3 separate regions of the Mus musculus genome follow, and regions 1 and 3 are each linked to region 2. A link is a loop called in an ENCODE intact Hi-C map of the cell type or tissue named here. Cell type or tissue: heart. All regions are shown on one strand. Links, peaks and the distances in the headings refer to the core of each region. The heading gives the core; the rest is flanking DNA. Region 1 overlaps Zmiz1 (zinc finger, MIZ-type containing 1). Region 2 overlaps Zmiz1 (zinc finger, MIZ-type containing 1). Region 3 has its middle 11 kb from the start of Rps24.

What was found. Peaks named below come from ENCODE experiments on the same cell type or tissue, not always from the same donor. Only the 100,000 strongest peaks of a DNase experiment are listed, where the experiment ranks them.
Region 1: a loop joins it to region 2, with 2.7 times the contacts of the local background. A loop is called at or near these places in 3 of 42 quality-filtered maps.
Region 3: a loop joins it to region 2, with 5 times the contacts of the local background. A loop is called at or near these places in 2 of 42 quality-filtered maps.

The regions. Positions count from the first base shown.
Region 1 is chr14:25,573,242-25,580,765 of GRCm38, reverse strand. Zmiz1 (zinc finger, MIZ-type containing 1) reads right to left here. Exons shown (of 24, transcript NM_001310666.1): 5 at 4,522-4,635. Among named protein-coding and RNA genes, the nearest start is that of 4931406H21Rik, 9.8 kb to the left of the region's middle. In heart, for the core only: no CTCF peak of the experiment used is centred there; a DNase peak (open chromatin) is centred at 3,115; H3K27ac peaks cover 2,063 bases.
Region 2 is chr14:25,643,340-25,650,863 of GRCm38, reverse strand. Zmiz1 (zinc finger, MIZ-type containing 1) reads right to left here. Exons shown (of 24, transcript NM_001310666.1): 8 at 7,192-7,306; 9 at 5,991-6,208; 10 at 5,007-5,205; 11 at 3,857-4,129; 12 at 1,014-1,196; 13 at 259-339. Among named protein-coding and RNA genes, the nearest start is that of Gm52102, 14 kb to the left of the region's middle. In heart, for the core only: a CTCF peak has its summit at 4,316 (motif pointing left); DNase peaks (open chromatin) are centred at 4,463 and 4,963; H3K27ac peaks cover 469 bases.
Region 3 is chr14:24,497,743-24,505,266 of GRCm38, reverse strand. No RefSeq gene overlaps it. Among named protein-coding and RNA genes, the nearest start is that of Rps24, 11 kb to the right of the region's middle. In heart, for the core only: a CTCF peak has its summit at 4,581 (motif pointing left); a DNase peak (open chromatin) is centred at 4,526; H3K4me3 peaks cover 434 bases; H3K27ac peaks cover 789 bases.

The DNA.
Region 1 (7,524 bases), core at 2,077-4,576, 69 kb after region 2:
TGGCCAGACAATGCTTCCTTGTTAAGGAGGGAGGAGCTTAGAAAATGCACTCACCCAGGAGAGCCACTGGGGAAGCCAAGGCTGAGTGGGAGGCTGCTCCCTTCCAGCTGCTGAGGAAGGGAGGCTGAACCCTCAGGCCTCTGGGCTCTGCCCTACTTGGATGCTGTTGAGGGGCCTCAGGCTGCAGAGGGTTTAGCCTGGCATCCAGGGCCATCACAATAGCATCCCACTTAGGGTGGGGGAGGGCTCACCACAAGGGTTCTATGACTGAAAGGGAAAATCCTTTCAACCAAGCCTGTGAGGCCAGCTCTCCTTTTCCTCTCCTTGCATCCCGTTCTCTCTCTCTTTGGAAGGGTACCACTGTGCAGCCCAGTCTGGCTTCCCAACTTGTGATCCTCTCGAGTGCTGAGACTGCAGATGTACCACCATGCCTGGCTCCATCTCCTGTTTTTAACTGAAGGGACACAGAAGGTCAGGAGTGTAACAGAATGAGGGAGGAGCGAGCAGAGTGTCCTTTCCCAGTACCTGCCAGACCAGAGCTCTAGACCCCTGTCCTGGAAAACCCCTGCAGGCCCAAAGCCAGCTGGGATGGGAGGAAGCAGCTAATCTCACTTGGGGATGTTTTCTCGGTTTCAGATGCAAAGAGAATCCTTCCATGCTCCCCAGACTCTTTCCCATGGGCTCCCTGGCTCTGTTTGCTCTCAAGTCTTTAGCCCAGTAGAATGGAGCTTCCTTACCGTCTGCCTCAGCCTTGATCCCTAATAGGATCTGGCCTGTGGAGGTTTCCAAGTTTCTAGTCAGGGACTCAGGGGAGTGGAGAAGGTTCTGGACTTTCTGAGCTGCAGCTTAGATGCTGCCTTCGGTGTTTTCCGTTTCGAAGCACCCGGGAGCTCAGCCATGGGGTCACTGTGTCTGACTGGTGCAATGCTAAGGGTTATGCCGGGAACACTTGTCAGTCATTCCCAGGGGACAAGAGTGCAGTATGTGTCTCTAACCAAGGGTTAAAGCCATAGCTCTCCACCTCTAGGGAGGCCTTGGGTCAGGGAAGCAAGGCAAAGGTTTTGTGCCTGGTCTGATACTGGCCAGTCTTGCTGCTCTGGTTTAGAAAACCGATTCTAGCTGAGTTGAGCAAGAGAGGCCCGGGGTCAGCAATAGAGGGAGCATAAGGACTTCAGGCCCAAGAAACAGTAGGTCTGCTGTGGCCAAGTCTGGCATGCTTTGGGCACAAGTTGTCTTTTGTTGCTTAAAGAAAGGGGCTTTGCTCAAGATCATATAGCAAAGATATGACAGAGCAAGCAAGCCAGAGCATGTGACACTACACAGCCTCACGTGCTGCCCAGCCCTTGGCTGAGTCTGAGCCCCCATGAAGGTCTCATAAGGTATGGTCCTTTTGGCCATTGGTAAGGTATATTGGTAAAATGAGCAGATTATATCTCAGACAGGCCTGTTGTATCCCAGGGTCCTGTAGTTGGCCTAAACTGGATACATGCTAGAAACCAGCTCATCTAAGGCCGTCCTTCTAGGCCTGGCTGGCAGGAACCTAGACGTTAAGAGGGGCGGCTGGCAGGGTGTTTAGTTTCAATACTTCAGAAGGTGAAACTATTGTCCCAGAGACAAGACTTGCTTACAGTATTACAGGGTGCTGCAGCAGCTGCTGTGTCTCTGAAGTTAGGGATGAATCTGGGGTGTGCATGTGCCCCTCACAGTCATCTCAAGTGACTACCTACTCCCTGGGCCTCAGTTCCTTCACCTGTGAAATGGGGACAAATGTTCTTATGACTAGTAGATTGGAGTGAGTCCAGACAGGCCTCCAAGGGTTGATTGAGGTGGCCAGTGGCCTAGAGACTCATATTTGAGTTGACTCTGGGCAGCTTAGAAGTTGGTGGCAAAACAAACAGACAAACACAAACCAAACCAAACAAAAAAAACCCTAAAAATCAAAACCAAACCAACAACAACAAAACCCTCCACATCCATTTGTTCTTTGCAGCTGAGTGATTTTTAATTTATATCCTCAAAATAAGCCGATCTGGAGGAATTTAGAACTAGCTACCAGAGGTCACCGAGGGAACTGTGTCAACCTGCAGGCTTAGCTACCCAAGGCTAGCGAGGGACCCAAGCCTGCAGTGTGTGTGTGTGTGTGTGTGTGTGTGTGTGTGTGTGTGTGTGCATGTGTGTGCTGGGGAGGGCTTAGCCTCTCTGCCCTGCAGTCGTCTCTTCCTGCAGGAAACACTGAGGTAAAGATAGTAACTTCCTACCCTGCCTACCTGGAAGGTTCTTCTCTAGATACCGTGAAGATAGAACCCTGAAAAACAGATTGGATGCCAAGGTCAACTTCTGTGACCTTCCCCTCTCCAATTCCCTCCTGCAGCAGGCTCTCCTGGGCTCACAGGCCTGCGCAGCTGCGACAGTTTGTGGGGGTGGCAGAGGGGCTTTCAAAGGCTCCCTTTGGTTGTGAGGTAGGCTGGAGGGCAGGGGTGAGCACTGCTTCATCACGGGGAGGTGGTGAAGAGCTCCAGGGAAGGGACACAGAACCTCTGTCCACAGTGTCCTCTGCCTGGAAAGACACATCTCTACTCAGGAACGTCTCCAGGGGCCCTCCTGCGGGGTCCTTTCTGCAGGAAGCCTGGGTTGCTGCTTACACTCAGGATAGACCCCCCCCCACACACACACATAACCCAACACATACACAAAGCCCTGCACTGCTGTTCACTTGCAGGACAGAGTCCCACAACTACTTTGCACTTGGACACAACTCTCAGTCTCCCGCTTCTTTGCTACCAGAGCCTGTCCCTTCCAGCTGACACCTTGGCTCTGTTCTCCTAACAAGGCCTTCTGAGTTCCTATTGTGTTTCATGGCTACTGTGGTGGCCCACAGCAGGGAGTAGGTAAATGTCTGCTGAACGACTAAGTGAACGACAAGCAAGACAGGACTAGCCTCTGGTCCATCCACGGTGGCCAGGGCCAGTGTCCCCCTTGAGTGCATGATGTAGGCAGGGCCAAGCCTGGGGCAGTATGCTGGAGTAGCATATTAGTTTGTTTAGCAACATCCTGTGCATGGCCCCAGCCCCTCTTCCCACTACAGTTACAGGAAACTGGGGTGGGAACTGTGGCCTAGGCAACATCTGGCCCTCTCCATGGGGCTTAGGCTGGGCCCAGATCCTGCAAAGAGGATTAGACAGCTGGGCGGAGAGGGGAGCTTGGGGACTGAAGGATAAGGAAGACAGGGCCACGCAGGTGGCTTGAGTGAGACAGATGGGGCCAGCTTCTAATAGACTAACCCTGGGAGGCTCTGTGCCATGTTTTAGATGGACTGGAACACCCCCTTTAGGTTCACATGGGCCTCAGCTAGAGACCAAGATGCTTTTAAGACTGGGTGGCATGGCAGTCAGTTCTGAGTCTTTGTGTCTTCCTCTGTAAAATAGAAAGCTTGAAAGACAGGTGGATTCTGGGAGGAGGCACATGCCACAAGCATTTCAGCCTTTCTCAGAACAAGATAGCCTAATGTGGTCATCATGTCTCCTCTTCTAAACCAGAGCTAAGCTCGGTTCTTTGTCCCTCTCCTGTCTGGAGCACCTTAGGAGACAACATTCCTGCCTGGCCCTGCATCTCTAGCCTACATTCCACACTCAGGACACGCAGGCTCCACACAGTGTGATTCACACTCCCTTCTAAGCCCACTACAGGTCTTCTGAGGAACTGTCCTAATGCAGGCCACATGGCTGGGGGACATTTAAAAGCTACAGAAGACTCCCAGGTTCTTTCTAGCCTCAAGTTCGGGCAGGTTCAATATCCTGTCTAGTCTGGACCCAGTTCTCTGGACACCAGGGGCCTTTGCACACGCTGCTTTGTGGCCCAGGGACACTCTGGCTGTGCTCAGCAACCTGGTAAGTTGTGTCATATGTAGGCGTGGTTTTACATGACTAGCCCCACCTCCCAGCTGGCAAAGAGCCACACCCCACTCCTGTCACCTGTACTGTTATTCTCAGACATTCCTCCACATTGCTGCTCCTTACTAAGAAATCAAGCTTAAGAAAGTTTTTTTTTTTTTTTTTTTTTTTTTTATCTTGGGGGTATCCAGGACTTGGCAGAGGGGACCACAAGTGATAAATGAGGGATCAATCAAGGTCTATTTGTCCAGACGGATGAATGTCACAGGGGCTCTATACCTGCTCTTGAGTGGACAGACAGACAACCAGAGCGAAGCTCAATAAATGCTCAGCCGATAAAGGAATAAATGGCCTTGGGAAAAGAAGGCTGAGTCCTCCGAGCTCCCCTGCCTCTGAGGGAGCACTGGTCCCCACTGTGTGCTTCTCATCAAGTGTGAGGAAGCCACACATCCCATAAAGACGGTCTCCATATCAGACCTGGCAGTGGGGTTGTGTGCCCCTGCAGGGCCAGCTTGCAGCACGGGCAGCTGTTCCCCCAGCATTTGGGGCCCACAGAAAGGTATGTGGGCAGGACTTCTGACCCCAGGGCCATGCTTCCCAGTGTGCTATGAAGGGGAAGTTGAAGACTCACCGTCAGGCAGCCCATGAGGCTCTGCTCAAAGGGCCTCTGGAAGGCTCGAGGGTCTCCACACCAATCCAGCAGCTCTGTAGCAGCATTGTGGAAGTTGGCGGGGTTCTGTAAGTGCTGTGGAGAAAAAAAGAGAAAGACTTGAGGCTGCAAGAAGAGGTCAGGGAACAGAGGAGCACAGGACTAGCCAGGAAGGAGACACACAGAAAGAAGGGGCAGAAGGCTGGTGGGATTCTCCAGCTTTCTCAAACACCCTCTATGCAAAGCCTGGCCCATGGCAGCAGATGAGACCAGCGGACCTATTTCCGGGATGAGAATCAGGGCTAGTAAAGGCCAGAGCCATCAGACATCCAGGTGCTCTGTGGATGCAGGTGGCTGGGGAGGGGTCCCAGGGGGATTTTAGAAGGTGGTACCCGTCTCTATACTTGCGGCCAGCAGGCTGTGGCGGTGTCTTCCTAACAACCCACCCCCTCACCCTCTACTCCAGCTCTGGTCCTCCCTGTGTGTGTCTGAGGAGGAGGACACCCTGGGAAGGGAGACGTGGTCTACATGCTGTCTATAGGATGGTGTGTGTGGCTTAGTGTTCTTAGCTTCAAAGGCCAGCTCCTCAGGTCTTGATCTGAGCCCTTTTGGAGCCTCTTCCTCATGCCTCACACATAGGAAAGTCAGAATCCTGGGGCTTTCAGAGATACTTGAGGCCCCAGGCTGCCAGCATGGAGGAGTTGACGAGATCTCACTTCATCCTTTATATGGACCCTCAGCTTCCTGGGTCCTTGTCATTTGGCACTGGGACCAGGAGAGAGAAGACCAGGGCTGTGGGGCAAGTTAGAGCCACAGCTGCGATTTGACCTAGTGGTAGGTATGAGCCCAGAGGTTATCATGTAGAAACCAGATTCATGCATACAGGATGCTAGCAGCTCCAGGCCCCTTGGTATTGGTAGGATAGCAGGATCTCACTGGCCTAGATGGGCCCTGTAACTCCTCTGTGGCATGAGTCAATTCACAGCCAGGGCAGAGTGGGTCTTGGGGTTGGCGCCCCAGAATGAGGCTGTGGGAGCCCTTCTGGGGTTAGGGTTCTGGGGTCACTCACTCTGCCTGTGCCCCTTATTAATCTAGGATGGTCCTTTCACCTCTCCCATCCTCAGTCACCCATCTGTAAGATGGGGTTGGGAGACTCCCATGTGGTCATGGGAATTTTGGTTCCTTGTGCTTATCAGAGTATGGTTCGTGCATGGAAACGCTTGCAGCGAGAAGCAAGTGAGCTCAAAAAAAAAACCCCCTCTCCACGAAGAAGAGACAGAGGGAGAAAAAAGGGCAAGCGAGCAGTAACAGCCTGTGTCATGGGGGTCAGATGACAATTAAACAAGACCAGCTGGGCTTGTGTGGTCCAGGCACAGCACCTGGCAGGTAGCATGGTTCCACCGGCAGCTGCCCTGGGCTCAGGGTTAGGGTTAGGTCTCAGCCTTTCAGAGGCTCCCCACCTCCTCTGCAGGAGCCCAGCAGCTCTCCCGCTTGGCTCTCTAAAGCTGCAGCTCCTTGATCACCAAGCCAGGGAGGGGCCGCTGCATACATAGCCACGCCCTTGGGGAGGATGGCTGCTTGGCTTCTGCTTCTGGTGTTCACTTCTAAATCTGCCTTTCAGAGGCCCCAGGGAGCACTGGGGCTCTGATGGAGCGTTGCAGCTCAACTCAGCAGCTCCTTCTGGCTTGCGCTCCCCTGACAACCAGGTGTTTCATTTATTTATGTGATGCCACGACCAATCAGCACGGCCAGCAAGCCGCACATGCACCTACTCTCAGGTGACCATAGCAATGCTCTTTGGAGACCTGAGCTCCTGAGTGGCCTCTGAGGCTGATCCCCCAAGCCTGCTCTTGTTCGGGCTGATTTGCGCAAAAGCTGTCTGCATCTTGCCAGCCTCCTCTCCGTTCACAGCTGGTTCATTATGGGATGCATCTCACAGAGGAGGTAAACAGTAGCGTCCTCTTAATGCTGTTGCCTGGATCTCTGTGGCCTCAGCTGAGGCCCTTCTCTCTGCACTCATCGCTGGTCTCAGCCTCATTAGGGCTTAAGCACATAGAGACCGTGTTTTGATGACACACAAAGTGCACACCTGGCCCAAACCCCACCTCAGCCATGGAGTCACGCAGCCCTAAGGACATTACTGAACCTCAGAGCTCTCATCTGTGAAATGGAAGTGGAGATGGGGTAAGGGGAATGTGTAGGGCTGTGGCCAAGTGTAGAAGTGTGGGAGAAGCCTGTTACTGAGCGGGGACACATGGAGCTGCTGGCAACTGGTGCTTCCCATGCTGGGCCTCACTTTTCATATGAATCTCTAAACTCTAGAGTCTAGAAGATAGAAACAACTTCCTAGGCACACCTGGCCTCTAGACTGGCACAGGTTCAAGTCTGAAAGGAGTGACGGGTGGGTATCTGATTATCCTAATGACAGCTTCCCTACTGAGGCCAGCCACCTAGCCACTTTACAAGGGACCCCAGTGGTCCAGGGAGGGAAAGGGGCCAGGTGAGGGTTATGATGAACAGCCTGTAGTAGGGACACATTTGGAACCATTGGCAGAGGTTCCATCCTATGGCTGGTACTAGACACCAATGGCCCATTTCCCATCAGAAAGCTCCCCCTGCTCTCCACAGTTCCTCAGGGGACTGGAGTTATACCCATGATTGCTGAGTGTGTGGGCAGGAAGTGGGCACAACAATGCTCCAACCAGGGCTAGCTTCTCAAGAGGTGTTGGATTCATTCTATCAATCCAGCTGCCCACCGGTCTTTCTGTGGGATGATAGACACATGGATGAATCATAGACACATTCATCTATGTGTCTATCCGTCCATCCAGAACAAATCCATCCATATATCTACCTGCCCATCTGCCCATTCAAGCATTCATCACTTTATCCCTTATCCATCCACTTATCCATCTGTCCATTCATCTAGAAGCCAATTTATCCAGCCAGCCACCCATTCATCCATCTACCCATCTATCATCTCTA
Region 2 (7,524 bases), core at 3,286-5,785:
TCTAGTCCATATTCCTTGACCCTGTTTGGGGCCCCTTTTCTCCTCACTGTCTTTGGTTTTCTGTAGTGCCCATGCTTGTCCTTGGTCACACATTGAAGCAGTGGACTCTAGGTCCCGAGCGTATCTACGCCTCAGCAGATGGCCACTCCCCCACCCGTGGACCCCTAAAACCTTGCAGAGGTGCTGGGGTGGGAAGGTAAGGGATGTGTAAGCCTGCTGATGCCTGCTGAGGGTCAGCTGGACTTTCTAAGCCCTCACCCTGTTGACGCTCCCTTGGCTGTAGCTGCTGTAGCTGCTTCCGGAGGAGAAGGTGTTGTTCTGTCCATTAAACTGTTCTGGCTGTTGAAATGAAATGAGACAGAGGAGTAAGCAGAGCAGCCCCGCGGCCTGACTCCGCTGGAGACACGAGGGTTCTGGGGAAGAAGGCACCAAGACGGGGGTCTCTAGGACTAGTGTGGAAAGTGGAGGGGCCCGAGCTTTGCTCCTGTTAACAATTTAGTAGACATTTTCCACAGCAGTGATGGGGATTGCTGAAATGAACACCCTTGAGCAAAGATGGCAAACACGCTGAAGGGTAAACTCAAGAGGGGTTTTCCCTTCTGAGAATGCATTTTGCAGCAATGGAAAAGGTTAAAGGCTCAGAGATCTTCATCAAAGCAGTATTGTAAAATCAAAAAATGAGGAGTGAATATGGGAAGGATGAGCTAGGGTGAGATCATCACCTCCATGGGCTGCTGGGCAGCCATTGAGACAGGGACAGAGACATTCTATAAGCAACAAGCATACAACATGTGCAGGGGGAACAGGCTCAAGATTACAGTGGTGGTCAGCTTTGTCTTTCAGAATTGTGCCTCCTCTGCCATCATTGTCTCATGTACTGTGAATGAAGGAGAGGAAGGCTATTCTGAGCCCAGACACAGTTGAGCACTGACAGAAAGTCAGGACTGCACCCCCCACTCCTAAAGCTGTTGCAGGTGTGTTAGTTATGTGGGTGCCCTGAAGATGGAACTCACCTTGTAATACTGCCCCATGTTGACTGTGGGGGGTGGGTACTGTCCGGTGCTGGGTTGGCTCGGCATCCTTTGTCCAGGGTAGTTGGGAGATGTGAGTGGCCTTGGGGGGTTAGGGGTAGGGTACTGGCCTGGCTGGGTGGGGAACTGGCTGTTTGGTCCATATTGCTGGTTTCCATAGTTGGGCTGTAGGAATGGAGAAAGGGCAGGGGTTGTCATGGTGATGTGATGTACTCAGATACCAGGTCTGGGGCCCAGCTTTTTTTTTTTTTTTTTTTTAAAAGATTGATTTTATGGCCCATATATATTATCTGTATGTGCACTGTGTGCATGCCTAGTGCCTGTGAAGGTCAGAAGAATGTATCAGAATCCTGGAATCAAGAGTTATGGATGATTATGAGCCATCATATGGATCCTGGGAACTGATCCTGGCTCCTCTGCAAGAGCAATAACCACCGAGCCACCTCTCCAGCTCCCCAACTTCTCTTCTTAGCTCTATGGTCTCCTGCACACAAGACGCCCTCTCTACCTGTCATAGGGAGAGAATGAGCCAGAGAATATTAAAAGCCTCCACTTGCTTTGACATCCAGGGACACTACATGCTGCAGGTCCAGGCCATATGCCACCACTCCATAAAACTGTTTTTTTGGAACCCAACGGATGCTCAGAGCTTCTCAGCTGTGTCTTTGAGGGGTTCAATCTTAAAGTACTCCTTTGTTTCTCCCAGTGTTTGTGTGTGCACCCCGATATGTCAGGGAGATGCAGGTCACAGAATTTGTTACCAAGAGCTGACAAGCCATGCAGTGAGGCTGATCTGGATAGCACTGTCCCTACATCCTATACAGAGCAAACATCTATCTAGTGCTCCATTCTTAGCAGCGTCAACTATACAGCTGTGGGAGAACTAGCCAATGAGGAGTGGGGAGCACGAGAGCCCCTCCTAGAGAAGTCACTGAGGAAGGAGACAGTGCCACCTCCTTCCATCTTCCCTAGCTGGAACAGTGGATGATCTAGGGCTTCCTGTCACCTAGGTACCCAGAACATGGTGTCCCAGAGTCAATGGTTCTTTGATGTCTATTCAAGAATATTCCCTGTCAGAGAGTCTCATCCTCTAGGCTTAAATCTAGTTGGTGAGAGTGCGCCAAGTGCCTGAGAGTGCTCATCAGAGTGGACTGTGCTCAGGAACTTTCAATGACTGTACGGTGGGGGGACATCTGCTACTCTGGGCCACAGCGAGTTCTCACGGTGGTGTGAAGTGGCTGGTACCTGCATGTTCACCAGGCTACAGGAGTGTGGTAGGGGACCAGACAACATGATTGAAGCCTGAATTAAGGATGTACCTTTTTTGTTGTTTTGTTTTGTTGACACAAGATTTCTCTGTGTAGCTCTGGTTATCTCAGAACTTGCTCGGTAGACCAGGCTAGCCTAGAACTCATAGATCTGTTTGCCTCTGCCTCCCAAGTACTGAGATTAAAGGCATATACCACCAATGCCTGGCTAGGTTGTACCACTTCTAACATAGGATGAACATACTGCCATGAGGTAGAAGCCAGAGCTCCCAGCATCTTATAACCTGGACCAGCTGGGAAGCAGCAATGCTCTGGGGAGAACTCCTTTAGTAAAAGCAGAGGGCTTGGCTTCAATGTAGGGCTTTCAATATGCAATTCTTCTGCGGCCTCATCTCAGGTGAGCAGCCTGAAGCTCAGACATGCATGCCCAGTGCAGCCAACTATCTCTCAGGAGGTTGAGGGTAGAGGGTGTTTAGTGACTGTGTTCTGGGAGTGAAGCCATCAGCTTAAGGCCCCAAACCAAGGACAGGCAGGGCTGGGAGGAGCCTAAAGGCCTTTGAGTTTCTCTCCCTAGTGCCCACTAGGTCGAGGCTCAGGTCTTGAGTTGGCCTCCTGGGTGTACAGGAAGCCTAATCACTATAGCCTATTCCTGAGTCTCAGGCTTAGGGCACCTATACCAATTATGACATCATCCAACCTCTGTGAGAGTGGCGGCTGAAGGGACCTGTGGGGACAGAGAGCTTATGCTTTCGTGGGATAGAAATCTGCTTCAGCTCAAGTTGAAGGCCACAGTCTTGACCAGCCAGAAGGACATGATCTGAGAAGATGAAGAGCTGAGGTGCCATGCCCAGGAAGGGGCATCATGGTGTGCCAAAGACAAACTTCACTGGAGCGAGGGGGGCGCATCAGCTGGGCACGGATCTTGGTCTCAGTTGTATTCTGAGTGTCACTGAGACCTGGTGACTTCCCTTTTCCCCTGACCTTCCACGGTGCTTGGGACCGTCTGCTGGGATGGTTTCCTCTGGCACCTCTGCTAGGAGACCCCAGAGAAGGCACTATCCCCAGGAGAGCAATATGATGGAAGTAAGCCCTAGGGATACTGTGTGCCATCCGATGGCCTCCCTGACACACAGCCTGTACTAGTGTACTAGTGGCAGCCCTCACTCTCTAGGTGGCTCCCTGCACTGAGGTCCTCATCCAGGGTCATCCATTAGTATCTGAGTATGGACAGGGTTAAGTGGTCTCCATGGTTTCTGCTTCTACACTTGCCTGCTCTAGGCAGGGTATTTTACAATGTCACGGCCCCCTGTCCTCTGGGCATTCTAAGGGCCAGTGTGGATTGTGAATACCATTGATTTAAAGTCATACACACTCAGGTGTAGTGACTTGTTTGGTGTTTTCCACAACAGAGATGATATTAGTCAGGGGCTAAGCCTCCAAAGCCCTTTAGTTCAAGTTCTCTAAGTGGCCTAACTGTGCCTTTTCCAAGGTCCCTGGGTCCATGGTCCCTCTGTCAATGTTCCTTCTCCTCCCATCCCCCATCATAGTCACACTTACCTCTCCCGGGTATGGCCTCTTTATGCTCTGAATAGGAAGGGACTGGGGCCGGGGGCCTGGGTAGGTCTGCTGGGGCATCCTTTGCCCGTGTGTGCCAAAGGGGCTGATGCCGGGTGGTCGGGGCTGGTTCATGCCCATGGGAGGGCCGCTCATGCCCGAGGGTGTCATGCCAGCTGCCATGCCGGCAGGGTTCAGGCTGCCCCCCATGGAGGCAGGCCCCCGAGGCCCGGGTTGGTTCATGAATTGGCTGTTATACGCCTGGGTGGGACCCATCTGGAAAGAGGAACACACCTTCAATGGGAGAAGAAGAAAAAAAAAAGAATAAAATGCCACATGCATTGAAAGTGCAGGGAAGGAAGGTAGGGGGCTAAAGGGGGAGCAGCACTTTCCCACAGGGCTGCAGTTAAGAGCCAGGAGCTCTTAAAGGACCCAGTCCTCCAGGGCTCACTACTGCCCTCTGCAGGTCTCATGGGAAAATGCAGCTGGTGGGTTTGGGTAGGGCAGGGAGCAGTCACTCCAAGGCACAGGCAGCATTCCCAGGGAGGCAGGCAGGGGACATGGAAGTGGGTAGGGATGGGAGGGACACAGGGAGGACACAGGAAGAGGAGGCGGATGAGGATGGAGGCTGAAGCCCTTTCCTGAAAGCCCTGGCCTTGCCCTTGGTCAGTAGCCAATGGAGACACACCCTCCATACACTAAGTGTGATTTACCCAGCCCACTTCCTCCTGCTCACCCTGCACCCTTCCTTCATGTTTCTGCCTTGCAGGGTTATGGGGTTCCCCTTTTCACACCCCACCCCATCCTTTTGAAGGTCAGAGGATCTACGATGAGGCCTGGGTAAAATCCACAGATGGGACAATAGTGGCCTCAGAGGTGATTAGGGACAAGCTAGTCACAAAGCCATTTTAGGCACACAACCTACTGTCTGATAAGCAGGAACTCCGAAACCAATAGGGTACCTCTTCCCCCATATGCACTGGGAGCTACCAGCCCAGAGAGCATAGCATACCCCCAAACCCCACCACACCCAACCATTTTACCATACCCACACACAACACTCTTTTAAGGGGCTTCCAAGGATACCCGTGGCATTAACGCTCAAGATTTCCCCAGCCTGGGTGAGGCCAGGCCAGCGGGCAGGAACCCTTACCGGTCCATACTGGTTTATATCCTTGTTCTGTGTCTCTTGCAAGGCTGCCACTGTAGCTGTGGCTGTGGCTGTGGCTGTGGCAGCGGCGGCTGCTACTGCAGCTGCTGCAGCAGCGGCCGCTGGCTGGGTGAAGTCAGCAGGAGGCCGAGTATGTGGAGGGATGCCCATGCCTGCTGGGGCACTAGGACCCCCAGGGTAACTGTGGAGGAGAAGCAGGGAGCAGTCAGAGAGAACTCATTAGCTGACTCTGGGATGTACCCAGTACCAGGAGGAAGGCTACAGGATTATACGCATGAATTCCAGACACCTAGCTTGTGGGTGTGAGGCCCAGCAGCGGACCTGGGACTTCTGAGATTGGTGGCTATTCTTGCTACTAGTGATGACAAGGCCACTCCTTTTTGAATCTTTGCTGGGGCTAGGACATTTCCATAGCTTCTCTGCTTTTCCTTGGTCACCACAGACTACCTTCTAAGCAAACATTGACCTGAGAATTGTATGGTGCTGTGTGCTGTAGATGTGGATTGAGGTGTGTGAGACTCCTGTTTTGAACTGCGAGGCTAGAAACCCAGCAACTTTGCCTCGAGAGCTAGGCGGAGTGTGCTCAAGGTGGCTTGGGCTGCTTCTGTCCCTTCTTCACTGTGATCTGAGGTTGGGGACTCTAGCCTCCATTTCTTCTTCATTCAGGTCAGTGAGCTTTCTAAGGAGTTTTGGACAGATGGAGCTCACTGCCACTGCTCTCCAATCCTGCCTGCTCACCCCACTGTCTTAGCATAAAGGTACATGGCTGAGAAGGAACTGAGGAAGTATCCCCTCTACCCCTGGGAGGTTGATGCCAATCTGCTAAGACACATGGCAGAACTGTCCTCATATCCTAGACCAGGCTATGTGGAACTGGCATTCAAATAAGAGTCCTTCCTGGATGTAGGTAGGAAGGCAGGGCTAACACGCTGCCGTAGAAGGGCACCATCCAGGTTGGTCACTCACCTGGCCCCAAAGCCCCCGCTACCAGGGTAGCCAGGTCGGCCGTACATGTTGGGCTGGATATAGGGCTGTGCAGGGCCAGCTTTGGTGGAGAACTGTTGCTGTTGCCCTGCGAACTGTGGGGAGTTGATGCCGGGGTTGCTGGTGCTCATGCCTGATGCCATGGGGTTGCCACCTGGATTCATAGGGTTGTTGGCATTGGCCATAGGGTTCCCGAGGACCTGCAAACAGAGAGAAAGAGAGAGAGAGAGGGGGGGGGGGAGAGAGAGAGAGAGAGACTGTCATTAAGGTCGGTACCTGAGGCAGCGTGGAGAAAGAGAAGACAAAGACTGAAACATGGCAGGGAAGACACAGCAGAGGAGCATGGGAGTGGCTTGAAGAGTCCCCAGAACACGTAAGGGATCAAAGGGAGTGGGCTGAGAATGTCAGCCAGGAAGGAGTGAGGCCAAGGCTCACAAAGCCAGCCCAAGTGGTCCCCATGGCTGCAGAGATAGATCTGAGGCAAGCGAAGTCTTTGGCAAACATTAGCCTACTCGGTCCCAACTCTACAATAGGGCTTGGTGGACGCCCTGGGCTGCTGCTCTAAAAAAGACACCTCTGTGTCTTTGGCCCAGATGTTGTCTGTGGATGAAGACCCAGGGAAGCATGACAGCTCCCCCCCAGGATGGCCTGGCCTAGGTCCGGCAGAGGGGGGCCCTCTGTTAGGAAGGAGGTGAGGAGAGAGAAAAGAAGAGGAAACAAGAATAGCATGTCTGGGAAGACAGCTGGGCTTGTCAGGCTAAGGCACCCTTTACTGAGAGGTGACATCTTAGGAAAACCTAATCCAGACCATTCAGGGCCAAAGGTTTCCAGCTTAGAACCCTGAGGTCAGTAACGCCCAGTAACGCTCTTGTTTGCACAACTGGAGGGAACAAGGTCTCAGAACAGTACTCATGGCCTTGTCACATAAACACCCTTCCTCTTCTATCCCAGAAGGCCCTACAATGGGGGATGATCCTCAGGGACCCAGCTGTGTCCCTACTGAGACAGCTGTGTACCCTTTCCGGAGTGATGCTGTCTGCAGCTGGATATGTCCTGAGACTGTCTTCAGTGAGGAGAGTGTCACGGCACGGTTCTCTGGAGAACCCCCCTCCCCACTCTTGGGAGGAATAAGAGACACTTGTGCCTAGGAGGGACCATGGTAGAGGATGGGACAAGTTCTTACCTGACTCTGGGATGTGTTGGTCACTCCCCACACCGTGGTGACCACGGAGAGGGAGCCGGGAGGCTGATTGGTGTTCTGCTGCCAAGGGACAGAGTCATAAGGAAATGACCCATCACTGCAAAGAGAGAAGAGGTCTTTAGAGCTAGGGCAAGGCAGGTGGCAGTGTCTTCACTTCACTATCCCAGCCGACCTTTGCCCCAGTGAGCTCTGGGGCTCCAGGCTCATGACAGCACTTGTATAATGGAAATGGGCCAGGCAGATGTGACCCTCTCCCAACAATGCAGGGGCTACCCCTGTGTTAGCTGTGTAAGCTGGGTGGGTCTACAGTCCAGC
Region 3 (7,524 bases), core at 3,167-5,666, 1.1 Mb after region 2:
ATGTTTTTGTTTTTAAGGGCAGACATTATGACACACTCACTTATGATCCCAATGCTAGAGGCAGAGGTCCCGGGGCTCACTGCCCAGCCAGGCTACTGGTCAATGTCCAAGCCAAAACATGTTTCATAAAACAAGGCAGGCTATGACTAAGGGTTGCCACCCAAGGTTATCCTCTGGCTATCACACCCATGTTCACAGACCTACTGTGCCCCCATCCCAAGCACATGTGCGCGCACACATGCAAATGCACACACACACCATAACCTAATCTTATATTGAGAAAAGAATTTCAAGGGGCTAGAGAGATTGCTCAGTGGTTAAGAGAACTGAGTGCTCTTCCAGAGGTCCTGAGTTCAATTCCCAGCAACTACATGGTGGCTCACAACCATCTGTAATGGGATCTGATGCCCTCTTCTGGTGTGTCTGAAGAGAGCAATGGTGTACTCACATACATTAAATAAATAAGTAAAAGAATTTAAAAAGACATTTTTCTTAAGGTTTATGTGTTGGTTAGTCTTAACTGACAATGTGCCAACCTAGAATCATCTGGAAAGAGAGTCTTAGGACATATCTGTGAGGATAATCTTGATTGTTAATTAATGTAGGAAGACCCAGCCCACTGTAGGTGGCACCATTCCCTAGACAGGGGATCCTGAATAGTATGAAAGGAGAAAACTAGATAAGAGCCAACCAGCAATTGAACATGTACATATTCATTTCTCTCTGCTCTTGATTGTGGATGTGATATAACTAGTAGTCTCCAGCTCCTGCTGCTGTGACTTTCCAAAGTAATGGATTGGAACCTAGAATTATGAGCTAAAATAAACTTTCTCCTCTAAAGCTGTTTTTGTTAGGGTATTTTTCATAGCAACAGAAATGACAATAGAACAACATATATTCATAAATAAGCACATGAAAAGACCGTCAAACCATTAGTTGGGTTGTTTTTGCTTATTTATTTGTTTGTTTTTGAGATAAGGTCTCTCTGTGAAGCTCTGGATGTCCTGGAACTTGCTACATACAACAGGCTGTCCTTAAACTCACAGTTAAATACTTGCCTATACCTCCAGAGTTCTGCAATTAAAGTTGTGTGCTCCCATGCCTTGTAAAATCAGTTATTATGAAATGTAAATGAAAACTATAATGAAGGCTGGAGCTTTAGTTCTAGTTTACAATATAGACCTATGTATAGAAGAAATTAGACTCTGGTTTTGATCCACAGAGTACACATAGCCACACAAAAAGACACTCGTAAACCAAGTATGGTGGCAGACACCTGTGATCCAGCACTAGAAAGGTTAAGGCAGAAAGATCTCAAGTCCAATGCCAGTAAGATTACTGGCTACTGTAAGGATTTGAATGAGAGTGGCCCCATGAACTCACATGTTTAAATGCCTGCTTCCCCAATTAGTGGAACTGTTCGGGAAGGAAGAAGGGGTGTGGCCTTGGAGTAGGTGTGTCATTGGGAGTAGGCTTTGAGGTTTCAAAAGCCCACAGCAGGTTCATTGTCTCTTTCTGCCTGCTGCCTGTGGATAGGGATTTAAAGCTTTCAGTACCATTACTGTCTGTTTCCCCACCATAAACATGGACTAATGCTTAAAACTGTAAGCAAACTCTAATGAAATGCTTTCTTTTATAAGAGTTGCCTGAGTCATGGTGTCTCTTCACAGCAATAGGACAGTTAACTATGTAGTGAGTTCAAAACCAACTTGAATCATACAATGAGATCTTATTTCAAACAAACAAATGAACAAACAAACAAACAAACAAAACAGGGCTGGTAATGTAGCTCACTTGGTAGAGTGCTTGCCTAGCATACATGAAGCCCAAGGTTTGCTCTCCAGCACATAAAACAAGATGATGGTGGGCTATAATCTCAGCACTTGGGAAGTAGAGGCAAGAGGGTTGGTAGTTCAAGGTTGTCTTCAGCTACATATCCAGTTAGAGGCTAGCCTGGATAACAAAAATGCCAAAACCATAATTAACTTATCCCTTCACACTCTGGCAGCTAAAATCAATACTACGGATAACTAACAAGTGTTGGAGAAGATGTAGAGAAACTGGAGCATAAAGCTTGCTCGTGTTCTGGCGTGATTTTTCTCGCACCAATCCCAGAGAAGCCCCCAGCGCTGTTTTTCAGTTCTTCGCTAAATACTTGTCAGTTTTCTAATAAAGGGTTTAATAAAAACCCCTTGTGTTCCAGAGGCCTTTGGTCAAAAAGACCCTAAAACAAGCATCCATTGTTTTCCTTCTGCCACAGCAAAGACTGGCACTGGTCCCTAAGCCATTCTCCTTTGATGGTTTAGGCTAGAGCTGATCTATGTGCAGAAGGTATGACTTCTCCCAGATGTGCTGGGGCTGGGGGAGATGGGGCCTTCAGCTAGTCATCCACAGCCAAGTTCTCCTCAGACCTCTTATGCTGAGCATCTGTCCCTTGTCTAACTCTTAGCCCACTTGTGATTTGCACAGGCCATACCACAGCACCCATATGAGATAATGAAGGAGGGAAACCATTGCTGACACTAGAGAACTGCTGCATCCACCAAGCCTTTGCCCATGAGTGCTATGTGTGCTGCCTACTCAAGGCTGTTTATACCGAGTCAAAGTTACTAGCAGCCAAGACCTCCAGTCTACTGAATCTATGGCATAGGAAGTACCAAGGTTGTGATGTCAAGCCTCACCCTCCCAGGGGCCGCCTCTGTGCTAATGATAGACTGTGTGGGAAGACACAGGACAAGGAGGTAGAGAGAATGGAAAAGGTACCACGGAGCTTCATGAACTCAGTGGCTGGGGTGTAGCTCAGATAAAGCATTCTCTCTTCCTGCTTGCTCCATCCCAGCACCACAAGCAAGTATGTATTGAGGGGATGTCTATGTGTGTGGCGAAGGGGGGGATGTCAATGTTTGTGTATGTATTAATGCACCTGAGCGTCTTCAAATGACACATGCTGTCAGGAGGGGCATGAGCTATGGGTAAAGCAGCCTGAAGCCCAGTCCCCTCCTTACCATTAACAAATTGAGAGACCTCAGCAAGTCACTGATACGCTCCACACTTCTGTGGAGGTACTAGATGAGCCAAAAGAGGCCCTCTGGCCGGGCATGGTGGTGCACGCCTTTAATCCCAGCCCTCGGGAGGCAGAGGCAGGCAGATTTCTGAGTTCGAGGCCAGCCTGGTCTACAGAGTGAGTTTCAGGACAGCCAGAGCTACAGAGAAACCCTGTCTCGAAAAACCAAAAAACAAAACAAAAACAAAAAACAACAACAACAACAAAAGAGGCCCTCTGCTTCTCTGGGAAATCAGGTAGTTATCTGGCTTAACCTGTACCCTCTACTGTGGAGAGTTATGACTCAGTGGTCTTGCTGGTGGGGTGGGCAGTTTCTAACCAAATGCTGTGTATCATCAGACACGGTGGGAGTCAGCAGAAGGCTGGAATCTCCCTTGGTATTGGATACTTCTATAGGCTCATATTGGCCAATGCCAGAGGCTCAATGCCTAACTCGGCATTCAACTTCTTCAGTGCGCAGCCACTATAGACATAAGATACCAGTCCTTTGTATTAAGGAGGGAAATGCTGAAGTCACTGTGAGACAATGTATTTTCTGAAGAAACACGTGCAGCCAAGAGGAGACCATGATGTAAATCTTTCCTTCTTCCAAACACACAGAATAGAAATCTATATAGAGGCAAATCCTGGGTGTCTAAGGACCTGAAAAAAAAAAATCCAATTTGGTAGGTTCCACCTTACTGCCTTGCAAGTCCCTGGAAAGGCTTACTGAAACGTACACCAGAGATGGATGTCATGTCACAGCCCCTGCAGTGTCCTTGCACCACATGCCTTTCAGAGTCTGAGCTGGGCTCTTCCCCGGCCCCCTGGGGCAGGACTTGTATGTTGTTATCTGCATGTGTGTATTTACACTTATTTTTAAAAGCAGAGGATCTATAAGCCTGACGCTTCTTCTGTAGGAGGGGAGGATAGACCAGGAGACAGAAAGGGGGGTTGTCGGCTTCCTCCTTTCTTCCCTAGGGCAGGATTTTTAGACATGGAGAGAAAGAGGGGCTGAGAGCCACCTAATGAAAGCTACTCCCTTCAATCTCCTGGGAAACTGGGGCCCAGAGGTGAAGGAAAACTGCCCCAAACCACAAAATGAAGACTCGAAATTGGCTCCTGTTCCCATCTAAACAAGACAACACTATGACACGGAAGCACGTTGAACGCTGAGCCATAATCGGCTACTGGGGTTCTAGTGCTCTGCCCTCCAAAGGAACTGTAAGCTGCCTGGCTGGGCAGCTACAAAAGGGGAATGTTGTTTGCAGAGGATCTTCAGAGACCTTGCCCCACGGATGGGTAGGCATCGCCATGCACATGTGAACAGCAGCAAGCCCTCCAGGTTCAGTTTCACCACGAGGGCTGAATCCTGTAAACAAGATTACCACCCCGGCAGACCTTCCCGGAAGAAGAAAGGCTGACCCCTCAGCTAATCTGGCAGCAGGCTTTCTTCAGGCTTCCCGAGAGCAGCAGCAGCAGCCGCCGGGACAACAAAGCCGGCGATTCCAAGCCTGAATCCACAGTGCCCCCTCGTGGAAGACAGCCGCAGGGACCACTTTTATTCCACCAAGGAAGGTTCAGTATTATGGCTATCAAAAGCATCCATTGCTGGCCCCCACAGTTGTCTCCTCCCCCAATACCCTTAACTTTACTCCGCGCCAAATGTACCTGCCAGGCTTGCTAAAACCCAGGTAACTGGGCTCCACTCTCACTTTCCAGTAGTTGACTGAGTACGGTCCGGAAATTTGCAGATCTAATAAGTTAGCAATTGGTGCTGTGGCTAGAGTGAATACCCATGACCTTCCTTAGCTACTCTGGCTCATTAGGCTGACTATTTAGCTCCCTGTAAACCTCAACATCTTCATCTGCAAAATGGGCTTATTTGTGCCTCCCTCCTAGACTCAGATCCCAGTATAATCTCAATAAATCTGTTCATGTGTTTATCACATGTATATATTTACACGTGCATGCACATATGGAGGCCAGAAGTAGACCTCAGATCTCCTCTCATCATTTAGGCTTAGGCTGGAAAGCGTCCCAGAAATCTGCCTGTGGCTTTCCTGGCACTAGGGTTACGGGTATCCGCTTCAGCCCAGCTCTTCTGTAGGCGATAGGGATTTAAACTCAAGTCCTCACAAGTGCAAGAACTTTATCCACTAAGCATCTCCCTAGTTTTGTGCCCGGAATGTTTATTAGCAGTAGTTGTAGTATTATCATTCATCCACAAGCTTCTCTTGGACAAGACCTGTCACATCGAGAGACATCGGCAGAAAAGACCTTTGTGAACTTTGAGTCCAAGCCTCAAAGCTGTTAAATTTTCAGATGAATGAATGCTCCCACTCCGAGCTACAAAGTGAACACAGGTGAACAGCTGAGTATTTTTAACAAAGCCTCACTACTCAACCCTGCTCTTGTACCTGCTATAGAGGGAGGGGTGGGAGCCCTCTGTTCCCCAACAGCTCCTGCTGCTGGACGCTGAGGAGCAGGAACCGGGCCGGGCCGTTTCCCAGTACACTGCTCAAATACCCGCTCATCAGCCCTCTCCAGCTGTAATCTTCCCATCGTGCCTGATGAGCAGTCAAACGGCTCAAGTATTCTGTGTGGAAAAACTCAGCGTGTGACAAGGACACTCCACTTACTGTTCAATCTCTAATTCTCCACATTTCTTTTACTCAACCAAAATAATGAATGAGAAAAGTCCTCAGCCTGGCACACGGGGTCTTCCTGGGGTTGTTCCCTGCTGACCTTTGGGGGGGGGGGGGGGCGGCTTGCTCCATCAGGTCTTATCCTCCCACTCCCAGCCTGAAGACTATGGGAGACAGGGCCTCAGGTCTGGCATAGGAGGAAAGTCTGGAGAACGGAGGAACAGCTGTGTAGTGCTTTGGGACTCAAGAATTTGTGCTGTCCACATTGATAACCCAGAGTCAGCCAGCTATCTTTGCTGGTCTGAGGTCTGTTCAGAATGGGATTTCTCCTGTAAAAACAGCAGGAGTTAAGGGCAACTGTCTGAAGCCACCTAAACAAATTCAGGATTTCCATCTTTCCCCTGCCCCACCACAGAACGGCCACTCCCTCACGCACCTGCTTAATCATTTTTCATGGCCTTGAATGTGACTCTGCTCTTGAATTTGAGCCAGATCACATCACTTAACCCCATGACCTCCGGAAACCTTCCAGGATCCACGGCCTTACACCAAGTTTGGCTGTGGACTGCCACAATGTCCCAACCTGCTAGCTACTCCAGGAGCCAGACCACAAGATCCTCTATTGGCTTCTTTCCTCCCCAGGTGCCAGATCAGGGACTGGCAGGGCACAGTTAACTTGGTAAATGGGTAATGTGGTTGGCTAGGCTACCTATATTCAGTATCCCTATGGCAGATGGCACCTCACTGACCAATGTCATGCCCAAAAGAAAGCAGCTTGGTGACTGAACATACAGTACTACCTTGGAGTCACAAAACTGCGTCCTAATCCCACCCTCACATGGTACCTCCCCAACCTAAACTACTGGTTGTCAGACCTCACCAGCATCCTTCCAGGTAAATTGTAGACCACTGTGCCCATAATGTACCACTTATAACCCACCTGCCTCAGCTCCAGGAGTTTGGTATAAGTCTTCTTGGACCAAATTAAAATTCTACTTTGGCAAGGAAGGAAAGCAATGAAAGACAACTGAAAGCTACACACACAGGATACTGGGGCAATCTAAAAGCAGCCCCCAACACCACAACGGAGACACTACACTTGCAGAACCATCTCCAGCCTTTCTTCCCACCCTTGATGGTTTCTACATGGAAGGAAGCTCACACACCACACATCAAGTAGGCACAAGGTCTGGAGTTTTGAGCCTTGTGCTCTCGTTCTCATTAATTTCCAGCTAGTGCTAGGCTGGAGGGGCGGTGCATGGGCCTTTTCTGTAGTAAGATCACTTAGTAAGTCACCCTCATGTCAATTGTAATGAGACACGATCAACTTAGATCAACTTTGCATTCTTATAAAGGCTTGCCCAAAGCAGAGCGCGTTATCATAGTTATCAGGGCTGTGCTACAGCTCCCAACACTCCCAAGCTCAGTAGCACAATTGCACACAAACTAGTTCCCCTCAGCCTCACAGTTCTGCCATCCTGAGCCTCAAAATAACTTGATTCAGAATGTCTGAACAGGTACCCTTCAAAGCCCTCGATCTGACATGAACCCAAACATCCAGAGGAATTCAAAGTAGCAGAGGGGACAGACTGATGAGAGTGCTAACTGGCTAGGCAGAGGCTGGTTGCCCACTCAGGCTGCCTACAACCATCACATAGGAAGGTGGACCACAGTGGCTTCAGCTATTTCAAAAATACCCTCTATCAAGGAACACTTACAGGTAGGTAGCCAGTGTGACTTGTTTCTCTGGAGAGCCTGGCCCATGCCTGGAGCTCAGGAAGCATGCCTGTACAACTGTCCCTGCCCACACCAGCCACAGAAAAGGCCCATGCA